2 separate regions of the Homo sapiens genome follow, and region 2 is linked to region 1. A link is a loop called in an ENCODE intact Hi-C map of the cell type or tissue named here. Cell type or tissue: lower lobe of right lung. All regions are shown on one strand. Links, peaks and the distances in the headings refer to the core of each region. The heading gives the core; the rest is flanking DNA.

The links. Hi-C counts contacts between places; a loop is a spot of excess contacts. Peaks named below come from ENCODE experiments on the same cell type or tissue, not always from the same donor. Only the 100,000 strongest peaks of a DNase experiment are listed, where the experiment ranks them.
Region 2: a loop joins it to region 1, with 7 times the contacts of the local background. A loop is called at or near these places in 2 of 110 quality-filtered maps.

What each region holds. Positions count from the first base shown.
Region 1 is chr2:10,308,015-10,316,924 of GRCh38, forward strand. All of the region lies in intron 1 of HPCAL1 (hippocalcin like 1), which reads left to right. Among named protein-coding and RNA genes, the nearest start is that of HPCAL1, 9.6 kb to the left of the region's middle. In lower lobe of right lung, for the core only: no CTCF peak of the experiment used is centred there; no DNase peak of the experiment used is centred there.
Region 2 is chr2:10,198,824-10,207,733 of GRCh38, forward strand. It overlaps LOC105373424 (a long non-coding RNA gene), which reads right to left and starts at 2,650. Exons shown (of 3, transcript XR_922789.3): 1 at 2,418-2,650; 2 at 1,462-1,520; 3 at 1-451. It also overlaps a transcript of RRM2 not described here. In lower lobe of right lung, for the core only: no CTCF peak of the experiment used is centred there; no DNase peak of the experiment used is centred there.

The DNA.
Region 1 (8,910 bases), core at 477-8,476:
TAAGGTCTTGGGCTGGGGGTTGTATGTGGGGTACCTATCAAATAAGACCAGGGAGCGTGAAGTGCTATGGAGGGGAGCTCCTACCCCAGTATAGGGGGCTCCCTGGAGAAGCACCCTCTAAGCTGATACCTGGGAGAGTTGGGGGTGCAGGGGAGGGGTTGGAGTTGGGGCTGGATTGTTCGATGCCTTTCTTCTGTCTCACCCAGACTTCCTTATCTGCTAAACTCCTACTCATTTTTGTTTTAATTAATACCAAGATAGAATTTATCTCTCATAAAGCATGCCCATTCTAAGTGTACAGTTTAATGATTTTCAGTAAATTAATAGAGTTCATAGCCATTACCACAATCCAGTTTTGGAACATATCCATCACCCCAGAAAGATCCCTCTTTTGTACAAACTCCCTGTCCCCGTCCTCAAGCCGCCAGTCCCCCACAGATTTGCTTTCTGTCTCTAGATTTGCCTTTTCTTTCTATGTTTCTTAGTGTGTTTTCATAGGTTCGGCCCAAGAGCTGTTTCATTTGGGCCTTCCTAGAGTCTTCTAGTTAGAATCAATTTATCCCCCAGCACCGACGAAGTGAGCTGGGTGCTTGGCCATCCCGCTGCTAGATGGCGAGCTCTCTTACCTGCCTCTCCTGCCTGCACCTGGCTCAGCACTGGCACCTACAGAATACCCAAGGTGTGTTGGCTGGACCAGCTGAAGTTGTGTTCCTCACATTTCTTTTGTATAACTCCTGAGTATCTAGCAGAGTGTGGGGATTTAAAATACAGCGCATGTATTGATGTGTCAGGTGATGTGAGCCCTGCTACATACATACCTTAACTTGTTTCATCAAGAACTTGTGAGGCAAATGGCAAATCAAAAACAAAAACAAACAAAACAAAACAAAACAAATCTATTTTCTAAGCCAGGCACAGTGGCTCTTGTCTGTAGTTCCAGCTACTAGGGGGTGCTGAGGTGGGAGGATTGCTTGAAATCAGGGATTTGAGCCTGGGCAATATTGTGAGACCCTGCTTCTTAACAAACTTTTTTTTTTTGAGATAGGGTCTTGCTCTGTTGCCCAGGCTGGAGTGCAGTGATGTGATCCCAGCTCACTGCAGCCTTGAACTCCTGGGCCCAAGCAATCCCCCTGCCATAGTCTCCTGAGTAGCTAGGACTACAGGTACACACCACCATGCCTGCTGATTTTTAAATTTTTTGTGGAGACGAGGTCTTGCTATGTTGCCCAGACTGGTCTTGAGCTCCCGGGCTCAAATAATCCTCCAGCCTTGGCCTCTCAAAGTGCTGGAATTATAAGTGTGAACTACTGTGCCTCAGCCCAAGCCATTTTTCTAAATGAAAAAACTGAGGAGGCCCAGAGCAAATAAGTAGCCCAAGGGCATCAGCAGAAAGTAGAAGGATCAAGAATTAAACGAGGTCACTTTCTCTTCCGCCCTTGTTTTGGTAGTAATGATATGCCCTTTTATGGCCTTGCCTGGGCTGGTGTTCAGATTTTCCTGTACGAGTCTTGTCATCCCTTCCTAAGCCATGGAAGCTCCTTCTAGGGCATGAGTGCTGTGTGACACATGTTCACACAGTGTTGCCCCAGTACCTACCTAGTCCACAACTGAACAGGTAGAGATGGTTCAAGCAATGTGTGTGTGTAGAGAGGTCTCCTGGTAAATAGAAGGGGCTGGGGGAGGGCGTTGAATGCAGTGGTGCTGTGGCCTTGGGTGGCTTGGTGCATTTCTGATGCATTTCTCACCTTGGATCATTTTCACTCTTTGAGGAAGAGAGCAGAGGATGAGATGCCATTTGACAGATGCACAAACCAAGACACAGAAATTGTATACCCATTGTACGCCAGGTAGATCACAAATGACCGTTCTCTCCCATGGTTGTAGAGAACTCTCATGGTGGACAGAAACCATGAAAGAAATCATGGTGGAAAGAACCAAGACATTCTTGAATCGGAGTATTAGAACCTCATTTGCAAAATACCTTGGAAAGATCAGGGACACTGGGGTTTGAATTGTAGTCTTTGCTCTGTTGTTTATTGGCTGGTGATGGTCTCTGAATCTGTTTGCTCAGGTGCAGAAAGGGGTTTTAGGCTGAGCTCAGATATTGACAGGAACTACAATTCAAACCCAGGTCTGCAGATGTGGCAGACTGGGTTTGAACTGTAGTCTTTGCTCTGTTTACTGGCTGGTGATGTTCTCTGAGTCTGTTTGGTCATGTGCAGAAAGGGGTTCTAGGCGCAGCTCAGACGTAGATGGGGACGCAGATGTGAGTACCTAGGTGAGTCTGGCTGGTCACGTGTGGAATAAGTGGTGGTGGCTGCCATTACTCTTTAAGCATTCTTGGATCTAGTGCCTCCTCTGCCACTGAGTACAGAATTCCTTTTCAAATTCGGGCTTATGAGGCATGTTTTGATCCAGGCTGTCGTAGCAAGGGATTTGATGCTGGAGTCTGTGACTGCTGTGCGTGTGGAGGCTTCCGGAAGGCAGCCAGTGCTGGTTACTGCTTGGAGTTTGGGGAGCTGCCATTTTGGATTGTCCTAGCCTCATGCCTTCTGAGAAGCATCTGTCAGGGTCCCTGATGCACCTACAGAGACCCTGAGCTTGGTGGTGGGGGTTGCACAGAGAGAGCTGCAGGTTGTTCCTCAGGCATAACGAGGCCCGGAGCTGGTGGTCCCCTCCCTCTGTGAGTGTGTGCAGAGCATGGATCGGGTCTGGGAGTGTTCGTGCTGGCAGGCCGGAGGAGGACTGCTGGGCACACTTGCAGAATTGCGGTTCTGTACAGCAGTGTGTATCGACTGCAGCGCTCTTTTTCTCTAGCAGCAAAATGCTCAGCTCTCTGCCTTCTTTCTGTGCATTTAACAGACGTTTCCAGAAAGCAGAATTGATGACAGCCCCAACTCCTCCCTTTCACTCCCATCTTTTCTATTTGCTGCCCTGTAATCAATTTTTGGAGAGAAGTGAGAACCTCTCGAAATCGATCACCTATGTTGAAAAAAAATCATTTTTAACATCATGCAGTTTTCCGTATTTACTGTGTGTGGCTGGAGACACTCCTGGCAGAATGAGTGTGGGATGTAGGAGGTCCAGAAAAGCCCCCAGCTTCAGGGGCTGAGATAGGGCCATGGGTGGCAGAACTGGTTGTCCCCCCGCCCCCCAATCCCTCAGCAGTGGTTGAGGTGTGCTTTATTAGAAACTCTTCAGTCATGCAGTTTGGAGCCCGTGCTGGTGATGCAGCCTGGATGCCTGGCAGGGGCTTAGCCTCCAGGGGTGGGACATGAGATGTGGCTGCCGTGGCTTCTCTGTGTCTTTCTTCCCAGCGAGTAAAGGTAGACGCAGGGCTCTGGCAGGTGCTAAGGCCCTGCTTGCCTTCATGCTGGAATGCTGGCAGGTACAATTTATTCTTATTTCTTAGGAGGTGCTTTCCCCTCTTCTTTCTGAAGACATCCAGGGATAAAGAATTGCTGCTTTTATGAGCACATGTTCTTGGTGATATGCTGTTACCTTATCTAAAAACAATACGGCCTGGCTGATTATTCTCAGAGCTCATTGTAAGGTGAAAGGTTATGCATTTGAGAATTATTTTCACAGTGTGGATGGGAGTGGGGGGAGAAGATGTAGAGCACAGGTAAGGAATTCCAGGTTTTGGGGCCAGGGATCGCCAAGCAGTGTAAAGGGCTCACTGTGGCCTGTAGCTCCTTCCCCCTGTGGTTTGTGCTGGGCCAGTTGCTGGCTCCCCAAAACCATTATCACCATTATCATTATCACTATCATATCCATCACCTCACCATCATTATCACTGACATCATCACTTTTCTCCATCACCATCATCATCATCATCACTATCATCCCCATCCCCATCATCATCATTACCATCATCATTGCTGTCGCTATCATCATCATCATTCCATTCATCACCATTCATCATCACTGTCATCATCACCATCATCATCACTGTCATCACCATCACCACCACCATCATCACCATCGCCATCATCACTGTTATCGTCACCATTCATCATCACTGTCATCATCATCGTCATCACTATCATCCCCACCATCACCACCATCATTATCACCATTCTCCATCACCATCATCACTATCATCCTCACCATCATCACCATTCTCCATCACCATCATCATCATCACTATCATCCCCACCATCATCACCATCACCATCATCATCACTGTCATCATCAACATCCATCATCACTGTCATCACCATCATCATCACTATCATTACCATCACCATCACCACCATTATCACTGTCATCATCACCTTTCTCCATCACCATCATCATCATCATCATATCATCATCATCATCATCATATCATCCTCATCCCCATCATCATCACCATCACCACCGTCATTGCTGTCATCATCACCATTCACCATCAATGTCGTCATCACCATCATCATCACTATCATCATTATCACCATCATCACCATCACCATCATCATTACTGTCATCATCACCATTCACCGTCACTATCATCACTGTCATTATCACCATCATCATCACCACCACCATCACCATCATCACTGTCATCCCCATCCTCATCATCATCACCATCACTGTCATCATCATCACCATCACCACCATTGCCATCACCATCACCATCATTATCACTGTCATCATCACCTTTCTCCATCACCATCATCATCATCATCATCACTATCATCCCCATCCCCATCATCATCACCATCACCACCATCATTGCTGTCATCACCATTCACCATCACTGTCATCATCACCATCATCGTCATTATCATCATTGTCACCATCGTCACCATCACCGTCATCATCACCATTCATCATCACTGTCATCACTGTCATTATCACCATCATCATCACCACCACCACCATCACCATCACTATCATCGTCATCATCATCACTGTCACCACCATCACCATCACTGTCACCAACATCATGGTGCTTCTCAACCTTTGGGCTGCTTTGGGTCGTGCTTGACATGGCACATTCCTGGTGAGTTAGCTGTTCTTTGGGGGTTTTCTACTGTTGGTGTGGTGATTAGGGTAGTCAGGACAGGATGAGTATAGGCATAGAGAACCCAAGTGGATGATGGTGGAGTGTGATTCTTCTGAAAGGGTCTTCATGAGAACCACTGATCTAGAAGATTCTGGGAGAATCTCACGTATTCTTTCAGGCCCAGGAGTAAGCCAGTGTTACCTGCTCTGTGGAGCTCTCCTTTGTCCCTCCAGGGAGGACAAATTCTGGCTGGAGCCTGACCTTACTGCTTGTCCATCTCTCCCAGGGTGGTAGGCCACTTTAGGTAGGACCCTGTGGATTTCTCCTTGGTGACCCCCGCATTCTGGGCACAGAGCCTGGAACACAATGTCTGCCCAGATGTGTGACTGAACCACCCCCCAATTCCTTAACTGTAGGATGGCGGCTGCCTTCATTAGAATCTTAACACCTTGCCTGAGGGCTGGCTTTGCAGGTCTGAGTGGCTAGGTCAGGGCACTGCTAGTGTTTTCTATGTTTGTAGTCAATTGGTGAGAGTTTGTTTTACGCATTTGTTAAAACTGTGGGACAGTGGTCTGGAAGCCAACAAGGCTTTAGGGTTGGCAGAGTGACTCCCATCCCATCATTGATGTCTGGCTTTGACTTGGCATGGGAGACATTGCCTCTCCAGATCTCAGTTCTCTCGTTTGACAAATGGGGCTTAGGGTTGAACAGCCTCTAAGTCCTCTGTCAGCTCTGCAATTCAGGAAAGATGTTTAAAAATGCATACTTGCATTGTAGGTACATCCAACATAGAGCAAAGAGAGAATTTTCCTAGCTAAATTGACTGCAAAAAAATGAAACCTCTTGGGCCGGGCGTGGTGGCTCATGCCTGTAATCCCAGCACTTTGGGAGGCTGAGGCGGGCAAATTACGAAGTCAGGAGTTCAAGACCAGCCTGGCCAACATGGTGAAACCCCGTCTCTACTAAAAGTATAAAAATTAGCTGGGCTTGGTGGCGGGCGCCTGTAATCCCAGCTACTCGGGAGGCTGAGGCAGGAGAATTGCTTCAACCCAGGAGGCAGAGGTTGCAATGAGCTGAGAGATCTGAGCCACTACACTCCAGCCTGGGTGACAGAGCAAGACTCCGTCTCAGGGAAAAAAAAAAAAAAAGAATCCTCTTATAATATGCAGGCATCTTAGCAACTGCCATCTTAGCAACTGCCATCTTAAGAGGCAGCATTATGATTCAGAAGAAACTGATAACATTGAGGAATACATTTGTGGAGCACAGATTAGGAGAGATTGGTGCAGGGGTGGGGGGTGGCAGGAAGATATTAAGGTTGGAATTTAGGGAGGTGAGCTCTGTGGGTTGGTTTCATGCATCCAGCTCACCATTCAACCTTTCCTGTTAACTTCCTATATTAAGGAGGCTGAGATTAAGAAGACAGGGACTCGTGGCGTAAGGGCGAGACAGACATAGAGGTGAGTGACTGCAGTGGGATATTCACTGTGGGAGCATTGAAGGTTGGCAGTCAGCTAGATTCTTAGGCTGTAGATCGGGGGCCTTATTTAGAAGCTGTTTACTGTTCCCTTAAGAGGATCCTCTAGCAGGAAAAACCACTGCTAGGGTTGTTGCTTTCCTCATTATAATGATGTCTTTATGTTCGTCTTAGGAGGTGATAGTACTGATTATTTAAGAAACTGGTCAGCCAAACTTCTTAACTAATTGTGAATTAGAGAAAAGTCAGAAGTAGGGAGTATTATAGAGATAAGTAATTGTATTATTTTCAGACAAAAGTATATGTAGTAATGTAAACTACTGACCAGATTTTGTTTCAAATTGTTTTTTTTAAATGAATTGCTAAGAATTATTTGAAATTAGCACATTAGCGGTAATAAGATAGTAGATATTAGATAGATTAGATTAGGATAGTAGGTAGTAGATGTAGGTATAAAGAGACTGAAAATCAGCTGTTTAAACATTTTTCCCAAATGTGGGGCTAGGAAGCAAGATAAAGAATTATGCAGGCCAGGCGCGGTGGCTCACGCCTGTAATCCCAGCACTTTGGGAGGCCGAGGCGGGCGGATCATGAAGTCAGGAGATCGAGACCATCCTGGCCAACACGGTGAAACCCCGTCTCTACTAAAAATACAAAAAAAATTAGCCGGGCGTGGTGGCGGGTGCCTGTAGTCCCAGCTACACGGGAGGCTGAGGCAGGAGAATAGGGTGAACCCAGGAGGTGGAGCTTGCAGTGAGCCGAGATCGCGCCACTGCACTCCAGCCTGGGCAACAGAGCGAGACTCCGTCTCAAAAAAAAAAAAAAGAATTATGCAGACAGTTTCATTTCATTTATGTTTGGACGGGGAAGAAAGTCAGAAAATAGATGGGAAGGAAACATATCTAAATGTTAACGGTGGTTGTATTCCATGGGATCATGGGTCTTTCTTGATTTTTCATGTTTTGCCACATTCTAAATTTTCACCAGTGGGCATTTATTATTTTTGCAATTAGACAGGAAAGAGCCTCCAGGAGGAACTCCAAATACCCATCCTTTATTTACCCTCTTAATTTGCTTACCAAACTTTCTTGTTATGGTTAGACTGGCTGGCATCCATAATTTCCATACTTGTGATTATTTAAATTAATGGAAATTTATCATAATCCCTTATTAAAATTTCTTCGCTGCACTGAAATTCAACACTGAGCAAATCTGTTACCTAGGACATAAAGAAAAACATTCAGTCCACGTGCGGTGGCTCATGCCTGTAATCCCAGCACTTTGGGAGGCTGAGGCAGGCGGATCACTTGAGGTCAGGAGGTCGAGACCAGCCTGGCCAACATGGTGAAACCCCATCTCTACTAAAAATACAAATATTAGCTGGGCATGGTGGCTCACGCCTGTAGTGCCAGCTACTCGGGAGGCTGACACATGAGAATTTCTTGAACCCAGGAGGTGGAGGTTGCACTGACCCGAGATCAGGCCACTGCACTCCAGCCTGGGCAACAGAGTGAGACTTGCTCTCAAAAAAAAACAACATCCAGAGTCTTCCAGGAAATTTACCGTTTCAGTGTGGCATAGTGTAGAGTTTGTTTATTATCTAGAATATGGTTTTTCTTTTTTGTGTTCTTGAACTTGGGCGTTCACTTCGTTTGTTGACCTGGAAGGAGCCATCTCGGCGCCTGCTGTTTGAACCTTGGGTATTTTAATGAAGTGGTTTGATGTCCTGATACCACCAGCCCCTGCTGTTGCTTTTCACGGCCCTGGCTTTTCCAGGAATAATCTCCTTACTGTTTGTCATTCTAATATGTTTCAGCTCCCTTTTTGAAAATAACTTTTTCTGCTCCCCTTCCCTGCCCATTCTTCATGACCCCCAGAGAATGGGCCTGCTGGTCTCTAGCCCCTGTGAATTGGAAGACTCCTGGCGATGATCCTTCTTTTTCTCTCTGTGACTCAGGCGGTTGATGTTGGGTTGACCGTATTTCTTTGCTGGCTGGTAAGCAGGGCCACCTCAGCCCTTGTGAGGGCCATGCCTGACTTTCAATGGCTTCCCTCCAAAGGCTTCTTAGGCCGTTCCTCCCCATCGTTTTTCAGAGGTTTAATCTGTTTGAGTCCAGGATATTGAGTCAGCAGTGGAAAGTTATGAAGATGAGGCCAGCCATCAGAAAAATTGGCTAATATGAAAGATTAATTCCAGGGTGAACAAAGGAGAGGGATGCTGGGGCCGGGCTGCCTCCCCAGGCAAATCACATCACTGTAAAATCCGAGAAACCAGAAGTTGCCTTTGCTACTCACTCAGTGGCTGCTTGCTGTTTCTTGGATTAGATATTGAAAGAATCCCATCTTTATAGTCTACTGTTCATATTTATGGTCTGGAGAAGAAAATGTAATTTTCAGCAAAATTCTATCACGTCTGGTAAATAATTTCAGGATCTTTACCTAT
Region 2 (8,910 bases), core at 617-8,616, 110 kb before region 1:
TCAGAGGAGTGTTTGATTTCGGGGTAGGAATGTTTCTGGTTGGAGGGCGCTTTATCTCAGGGTTGGAATGTTTCTGATTGGAGGTGTCATTTGTGGTTTATGGTCATGCTGACAGCCATTAGGCTGATTTTTTGGGGGCTGGATTTAGGCGGTTTTTAATCAAGGGGAACTTAAAATGCTGCTGTTTGTCCAAAATGTTGATGCTCCTGCTTTGTCAATCCAGACCCTATAGTTATAAAAGGATGAGGGGCGACGTGCTCTTTCTGGCTACTTCCTGCTGAGAGAGGGTTGTCGTTATGGGACACTGAACATGGTGCTGGAGTGGAAGAGGTCGATTTGTTCTGGGTAGCACACTCTGCCTCAGAGGCCCAGAGGCAGCGCCCACTGAAACATCTAATTTTCAGCTCACAGGGCTTCAAGAAAGCACAGCTTAGGTTTTAGTGATCTCCAGCTAGAAAAAAAAAAGGGGGGGGGGAAGGAAAAGAAAAAGGAAAAATTGAAAACATTATTTTGGAGACTTGTAGCCAGAAAAATTAGAATTTAATCCAAACTGTAGAAAACAATAAAAATTGAAAAACCTCAGACAAGACTAGAATTTAACAACAGGTGTGCTACAGTTTTTGAAACACAATTCTCTCTCTCCAGTTTTCCATTTATATTAAAAGACAAATCATGGGGCCAGGTGTGGTGGCTCACACCTGTAATCCCAGCACTTTGGGAGGCCGAGGTGGGCGGATCACAAGGTCAGGAGATCAAGACCATCCTGGCTAACACAGTGAAACCCCGTCTCTACTAAAAATACAAAAATTAGCTGGGTGTGGTGGCGGGCGCCTGAAGTCCCAGCTACTCGGGAGGCTGAGGCGGGAGAATGGCGTGAACCCAGAAGGTGGAGCTTGCAGTGAACTGAGATCGTGCCACTGCACTCCAGTCTGGGTGACAGAGTGAGACTCAGTCTCAAAAAAAAAAAAAAAAAAAAAAAAAAAAAACAAATCATGGTATGACTAGTTTGCTTTGCCAGATTTTTTTTTAGGTAAAGTTTCACTCTTGTTGCCCAGGCTGGAGTGCAATGGTGCAATCTCAGCTCACTGCAACCTCCACCTCCTGAGTTCAAGCGATTCTCCAGCCTTACTTCCTGAGTAGCTGGGATTACAGGCATGTGCCACCATGCCCAGCTAATTTTTGTATTTTTAGTGGAGATGGGGTCTCACCATGTTGGCCAGGCTGATCTCCAACTCCTGACCTCAGGTGATCCACCCATGTCAGCCTCCCAAAGTGCTGGGATTACAGAAGTGAACCACCGCACCCAGCTGTGGCCAGATTATTTGTATAAGGTGCAGCAAGAATAATTATTTTTACATAGGCCTTTTAAGTTGGCTTCAAAAAAACTCTGTTTCATGGAAGGAATTTGAGATAAGACCTTTTTAAAGCCAATCCCAGCCATGGAAGTGCACCATCAAATACCTGTGAGTTGGGTGAATTCTTCCACTCTTGAGGCTCCAAGATAACCTGGGGTTCCTGGCCTGTGAGAAAGTGACATTCCTTTACTTACCTCAGGTCAGAAACCTGCACAGGGACTGCGCGCACAAAATATGAGGCCCACAGGGACCGCGCGCGCAAAATATGAGGCCCACAGGGACCGCGCGCGCAAAATATGAGGCCCACAGGCACCGCGCACACAAAATATGAGGCCCACAGGGACTGCGCGCACAAATTATGAGTCCCACAGGGACCGCGCGCGCAAAATATGAGGCCCACAGGGACCGCGCGCGCAAAATATGAGGCCCACAGGGACCGCGCGCGCAAAATATGAGGCCCACAGGCACCGCGCACACAAAATATGAGGCCCACAGGGACTGCGCGCACAAATTATGAGTCCCACGGGGACCGCGCACACAAAATATGAGGCCCGCCATCTAAGGGCTCTACTGGCTTCACAAGTCAAGTTTGATTCCTTAAAGGAGAGCACACCATTCCAGTCAAAGCCTTGCTAAAACAACCAGTTCTTCCAATTGTGTCCTGCCATAAAAGAAAACAGACTTTTGGTCGGGTGCCATGGCTCACACCTGTAATCCCAGCACTTTGGGAGCCCGAGGCGGGCAGATCACCTGATGTCAGGAGTTCAAGACCAGCCTAGCCAATGTGGCGAAACCCTGTCTGTACTAAAAAACACAAAAGTTAGCTGGGCATGGTGGTGCATGCCTGTAATCCCAGCTACTCGGGAGGCTGAGGCAGGGAGAATTGCTTGAACCTGGGAGGTGGAGGTTGCAGTGAGCCGAGATTGCACCACTGCTCTCCAGCCTGGGGAACAGAGCAAGATTCCATCTCAAAAAAAAAAAAAAGAAAGAAAGAAAGAAAGAAAACAGACTTGTATTGCACCTTTGCAAATAACCATACTGCCATAATTTAAGGATACTCACAGGTAGTTTCCAGACTCGGGAGAAAACCAGGCAGAGAGAAATAAGCATGCCTCAAATTTTGTTCATGGGAGCACACCAAACTGTCAAAAGCTGTTGATAGCTCAAAAGAAAAGCCTCTTTGACTCTGAAAAGCAAACAAAGGACCAACAATATTCCGAGCAAAACATCAAAAAGATCACTCCAGTCTGTTAGTTCAGTTCACGCAGTCAGTTCCTGTCCTGCCTGATATCAATGAACATTCCAGCTCTTCAAGAGTCCTGAACGTCCTTCCTCTATTCTGATGTCACAATCTGCAAAGTTATCAGAAACCTGCATTCAAGAGCACCTGTCAGAACTTTATAGCTGATCATAAAACCACCTTCTAAAGAGGACCAAAACAAGACAACAATTGTTCATGGATGACAAAAAGTTTTAGGGTGGCCGCAGTTAAAGACACAATTGATGAGGAAATCTGTTACCTACGTGGCACACAACAATTTTAACATAACAATTATAATTATTACTGATAATGTACACTAAAACATATCAGGATTGTAGGAGTCTCCCACAACCTTGGAACACATACCAAAAACATATCTACACAAATATAGCCCAAAGAAAGCCAAGCACCATTTCGTATTTGACAATATTTTCTGTATAATTTTTATACCAAATAAGCCAAATTTCACCTTTACATTAGTGTACTATGAATGTTAAACCGAATTAATAAATCCTTATAGACATATTTACTCAATTTTAATATTTGACCACAAGGTAAGATTTTTATAGACTTTTTATAGCCCTTTACAATTTTTGTTAAAGAGCAGGTTAGTGCTCTAAGAGAAACCCACTGTGCTTTTATTTTAATAAAATTTAATTTACAGAAAAACTGGAGGATACCCCTTTTAGCCAATATGTTTACACACAGAACTGCCTCTAAAATCAGCCTTTCACAACTAGCCCAAACCTTCATTTTTATTTTATCCAACTGAAAAAAAAATCCTTTAACCTTTCAAACTTGGCAAAAATCCACATTCTCATGCCTCCCTGCAATCTTTCTACCAAAACTATATTTTACTTTTCCTACATACCTTGCATGTAAGGACAGTGGCTTGGAATGTTGGAACCTTTCCTTGGAATGTTCTGGGTTTCAGCACCAAATGTAAGACTTGAAGAAGGAAGAAAGAAACATGAAAAGCGGCTCAACAGTCAAAGACAGATTTATTTTGGAGAATAAACCTGAGAGGAGCTTCTGGCCGATTTCTCTCAGGGGCACTCTCTCTTATAGACTAAGGGTATTTACGGGTTTAGGGAGGGAGAGCTTATCACAGGTTCAGAATGTTTCTGGTTGGAGGAGAGTTTTATTTTGGGGTGAGAAGGTTTCTGGTCGGCAGGGAAGTTATCTCAGGTTGGCATGTTTCTGGTTGGAGACAGGTTTATCTCAGGGTTGGAATGTGTCTGGTTGGAGGTGTCATTTGTAGTTTATGATCATGCTGACATTAGCCATTAGGCTGCTGTTTTTGGGGTGGATTTAGGTGGTTTTTAATCAAGAGGAACTTAAAATGGCAGTGTTTGTCCAAGATGGTGATGCTCCTGCTCTGTGACTGAGCTCAAGCGATTTGCCTGCCTCGGCCTCCCAAAGTGCTGGGATTACAGGCGAGAGGCACTGTTCCCAGCCGTTGGCCCGTTTTCTAAAGCCACGTCTTCCTCTGCGATCATCCAGAACAACACAGATTCTCCACCTCCTCTTTTTCTAAGCTCTTGCTGCAAATGCTGGAGAAAGAACAGTGAGCGTTCAGGCTGCAGCTTGGCCAAAAGGCCAGCGAGGGAGAAGTAATTACCTCGGCAATGACAGGTGTTCCATCCTTTCTTCTCCCCTGGAAATATCAGCCATCCATCAGCCAGGGCCAAACACCCACCCACATCTGGCTCGGAAAGCAGTAATGTACCAGGAAGCAGCTGTTTTCGAGAGAAGCCAGCCCTCTGTCAGTTTACTAGCTTATTCTCTCACTCATTCAACATTCCTGTGTTTATCATACCATCCCAGGGGTGGTGTGGCTTAAGGATGGGTCTCGGGCTGGCCTGGCTGCTCCTGTTTCCCGACTGCCACCCACTAGCTGTGTGACCTCAAGCAAGCTGCTTAACCTCCCATGCCTTGGTTTCCTCAACCATTAAGTGGGAGGTAACAATAGTGGCACCTACGCATAGATTGTTCTTGGGGGGTAAATGAATTAATACATGTGAGGGTTGGCCAGGCACAGTGGCTCACGCCTGTAATCCCAGCACTTTGGGAAGCTGAGGCGGACAGATCACAAGGTCAGGAGTTCGAGCCCAGCCTGGCCAATAAGGTGAAACCCCATCTCTCTACTAAAAATACAAAACTTAGCCAGGCGTGGTGGTGCAAGCCTGTAATTGCAGCTACTCGGGAGGCTGAGGCAGAAGAATAACTTGAACCCGGGAGGCGGAGGTTGCAGTGAGCAGAGATTGTGCCATCGCACTCCAGCCTGGGTGACAGAGTGAGACTCTGTCTCACAAAAATAAATACATACATACATACATACATACATGTGACGGTCTCCCAGACATGCACTCCGGCTCCACCTTGACCAAGGGGATGGGGCTCACGGTTAAGTCAAACTCTCAGGCTCTTTCTCCAGAGAATTTGAACTCTGAGCCTTGGGCTGATGACACAAAGACTCAAATGGTGGCTGCGCCTTTCTCCCCCAAGTGCACCCCCAGAGACTGCTGGTGCTTCCTGCTAGCTGGATCCCCAGAGCTGCTTGGTCCCTGTTCTAGGTGAGGCCATTCAGCAGTCCTTGTGATTTTCTGAGCATACTTTAGCCTTCTAGCACACTCCTCTCTTCCCCTAAAATTAGCCAAGAGTGGGTTTCTGTTGCTTGCATCCCAACTACCATCATTGGGACAGAGCCCCTGTGCTTGAGACAAGCAGAAGATAGACTTCTTTCACCTGGGGCCTGGCTTCGTCCAACAGCAGAGCCCAACCTCCAGGGCAGACTGACCCGTGATGGGCATGGGAGCCCAGAAAAAGGCCCCATCCAGCCTGTGGGATCAGAGGAGCCTTCTTGGAGGAGGTGATGCTGGGCGAGTGTTAAAGGATACCTAGGCATCAGCTAGGTGAAGAGAGCAGGGAAGGAGACTCCAGGGAGAGGAATGTGTGAGAAAATGGGGAGGAGAGGGAGGAACGGTTGGTGGGCAGCTGCCACTCTGTCCACTGGCAGAGAAGCAGCCAAGTCTCTGATGGAGCCCACCGGAGCAGCCTACCTGGCTTCTGTGGTCACTGGCTGTGACCCCGCCAGCCCTGCTCAGCGCTGTGCCCAGCCCTGGGTGCAGGGAGGTGCGGTTTGCTCTCAGAGGAGCAGCTAGCTGGGAGCATCCGAGGCCATTAGGGACAGGACGCTAATGCATCGGCGCCCCATTGATTCTGCCTGGCTTTTGTGAACACGTCTGCGCTGACTAATTTGTTTAATTACTCATTGCCGCATCTGTTCTCAATTGCCCTATGCAGATACTTAGTCTGTGGCTGGGAGCCAAGCCTCAGGGTCCCTTTTCCTCTTCCAAGATGGGTGGCACTGAACGCCGAGGCCACGGCCCGTCCTGATGTGGTCAGAGATGTCGTCATGTGCCACTAACAGGCGTCGCCAAGACCAGCCAGGTGCAGACCTTGGGTGGGTCCTATGGGGTCCTACAGGAAGCATAGGCATGGTCCCTGGTGGTCCCCAGGAGCACGGCTCTAACACAGCCGAGGCATAGTGTGAGCAAAGTCAGACGCAGTGGTTACAAGCAACCCCACGTGGTCTGCTTCGAATCCAGCAAACTTTTGTTTTCAGTGCCCAGCTCCCTAAGCCTTCTTTGTCCTTACCGTCTCTTCAGAATCTGTCTGCTTCACCCTGAATCTTGTCTATTGTCCTGGCTAGTTCAGCTGGAGGCCAGGGGTCGGAGACTTAGAGAAATGAGGAGGGGGCGTGGAGCAGGGGCTGAGGCCTGAGCGGTGAGTGGGGCTCGGTATTGACGATCAGCGAACAGTCTCCTGGGGAGTCAGCTTGAATGGGGCCTGTGATATCTGCGGCCAGTGCCCTCGGTATGTCCCACTCAGCATCCTCCCCAGGTCAGAACACATTTTGGGGCAGAACCGAGTTTTCTCTTCACTTTCAGACTCAAGTCCAGCTTATTGGGGCTTATGAAGACTTCCACCTCATACAGGATGAATGATTCTCTTCTCCATTCCCTCTGCTGCTCGTGGACACTCGGAGGTGGGGGAAGGCTCTGTTCTTTTACTTTTCTGGTTCTAGTTTCTCAGGGAATGAGGCAGGAGGAGAGACATGGAAAGGGAGAGAGATACCTTCCGTTTCAAGGAATATGCAGTTTGGATGTCTGAAAAAGATTTATGGCAGAGATGCTGGATGGAAAACAAACACACAGTTTGAGAGGGTCCTTTTTATTTTTATTTTATTTTATTTATTTATTTTTTTGAGATGGAGTCTTGCTGTGTCACCCAGGCTGGAGTGCAATGGTGCAATCTCCGCTCACTGCAACCTCTGCCTCCTGGTTTCAAGTGATTCTCCTGCCTCAGCCTCTGGAGTAGCTGGGACTACAGGCACCTGCCACCACCCCTGGATAATTTTTGTATTTTTAGTGGAGACGAGGTTTTCACCACGTTGACCAGGCTGGTCTCGAACTCCTGACCTCATATGATCCTCCCGCCTTGGCTTCCCAAAGTTCTGGGATTACAGGCATGAGCCACTGCGCCTGGCCAAGAGGGTGTCTGGGAGGCCGAAGCGGGAGGATCATGAGGTCAGGAGATCGAGACCATCCTGGCTAACATGGTGAAACCCTGTCTGTACTAAAAATACAAAAAATTAGCCAGGCATGGTGGTGGGCACCTGTAGTTCCAGCTACTCAGGAGGCTGAGGCAGGAGAATGGCGTGAATCTGGGAGGCGGAGCTTGCAGTGAGCTGAGATCGCACCACTGTACTCCAGCCTGGGCAACAGAGCAAGACTCCGTCTCAAAAAAAAAAAAAAAAAGTTAAACACATGTCTAACCTATGACCCAGAAATTTCAGTTCTGGGTATTTATGCACAAGAAATGAAAAGGTATCTATCTGCATAAAAAGACTTGAATAAGATTTTTCATAATAGTTGTATTCACCATAACTAAAAATATAAGCCACCTAAACATCTATTATGTGAAAGAGTACCCATGGAATGTATAGCTTGGATACTACTCAGCAATAAGAGAAGTATGAACAAGAGGTAGAATGCAGTTCAGAGACAAACACATGAAAAACACAAAAGAGAGGCAAAAAAAGGTGGCAGTGGAAGGAGGAATTCTGACACATGCTTAACCGGAGTTCCAGAAGAAGATAAGACAGTGAAGGGGACATGTGATAGTCAAAGGCAGGCCCCAATCCTCAGATCAGGAACCATAACAATTCTCAGAGAGAATAAATGAACAGAAATCCATATTTAGATCCATCAGAGTGAAACTGCAGAACACCAAAGACCACAAGAAGATTTTAAAAGCAGCAAGTACAAGAGAGATTACCCTCAGAACACCAACAACAGATTGACAGTTGACTTCACAACAGCAATAATGGAAGACACAGAGCTGGATACACAAAGGAAATTGACTACAATCTAGAATCCAAAAGATTCTTGAAGGATGAGGGCAAAATAAAGCCATTTTCGGATACACAAAAGCTGAGAGCAGCTATTGCAAAGAGACTCTCACTAAAGGGCCTCCACACCAATGCACTTCAGGAAGAAGGAAAGAGGTTTCGGACGGAAGGTCTGTGTGCAGAGGGAATGGCTGTCTCAGAGGCGACTCAAACTCAGTATGTCCAGAAAGGACTCACAATCTGCTCTCCCAGCCCAGCGCCTCCTGGGACTTTGGCCTCTGTGGATGATGACCACAGTCACTTGGGCCAGAAACATAGACATCATCTTGATACCCCTTCTCCCTCACCTCCCCCATATCCAGTCACCTCCAGTCCTGTCATCTTTGCCTCCTAATCTCTTTCATCTCTGCCCTTTTCTCTCCATCTCCATGGCCACCCAGCTGCCACTGCATTTTGCTCACCACCTGCAATTGGCCTTCCAGCCCCTGAACCCCTCTGATCTGCTCAGCCCGCTCTCCACACCGAACCCGAGGCTCTCTCTTTGAATGGCAATCTGATAGTCTCCCCCCTGTTTAAAACATGAAATGGTATCCTACTACCCTGGGGATAAAAACAAGACAAAAACGTTTAAGAGGTTAGAGAGGTCTTCATGATTCAGTCCCCACCCACCTCTCAGACTCACCTCCCGCCCCAGCCTCTCTGGACTCTTTTGGCCCCTCATGGGTGCCATCATTTTGCCCACATAGGCTCTTGTCTGTGCTGTTTTCACTATAGAGTGGGTCCTTCCCTTCTTTCTTTGTCTAATTCATGACACTCATCGTTTAGTGCATTTGGCACTTCCTCCAGGAAGCCTGCCTTGACCTCCCTGACTATATCAG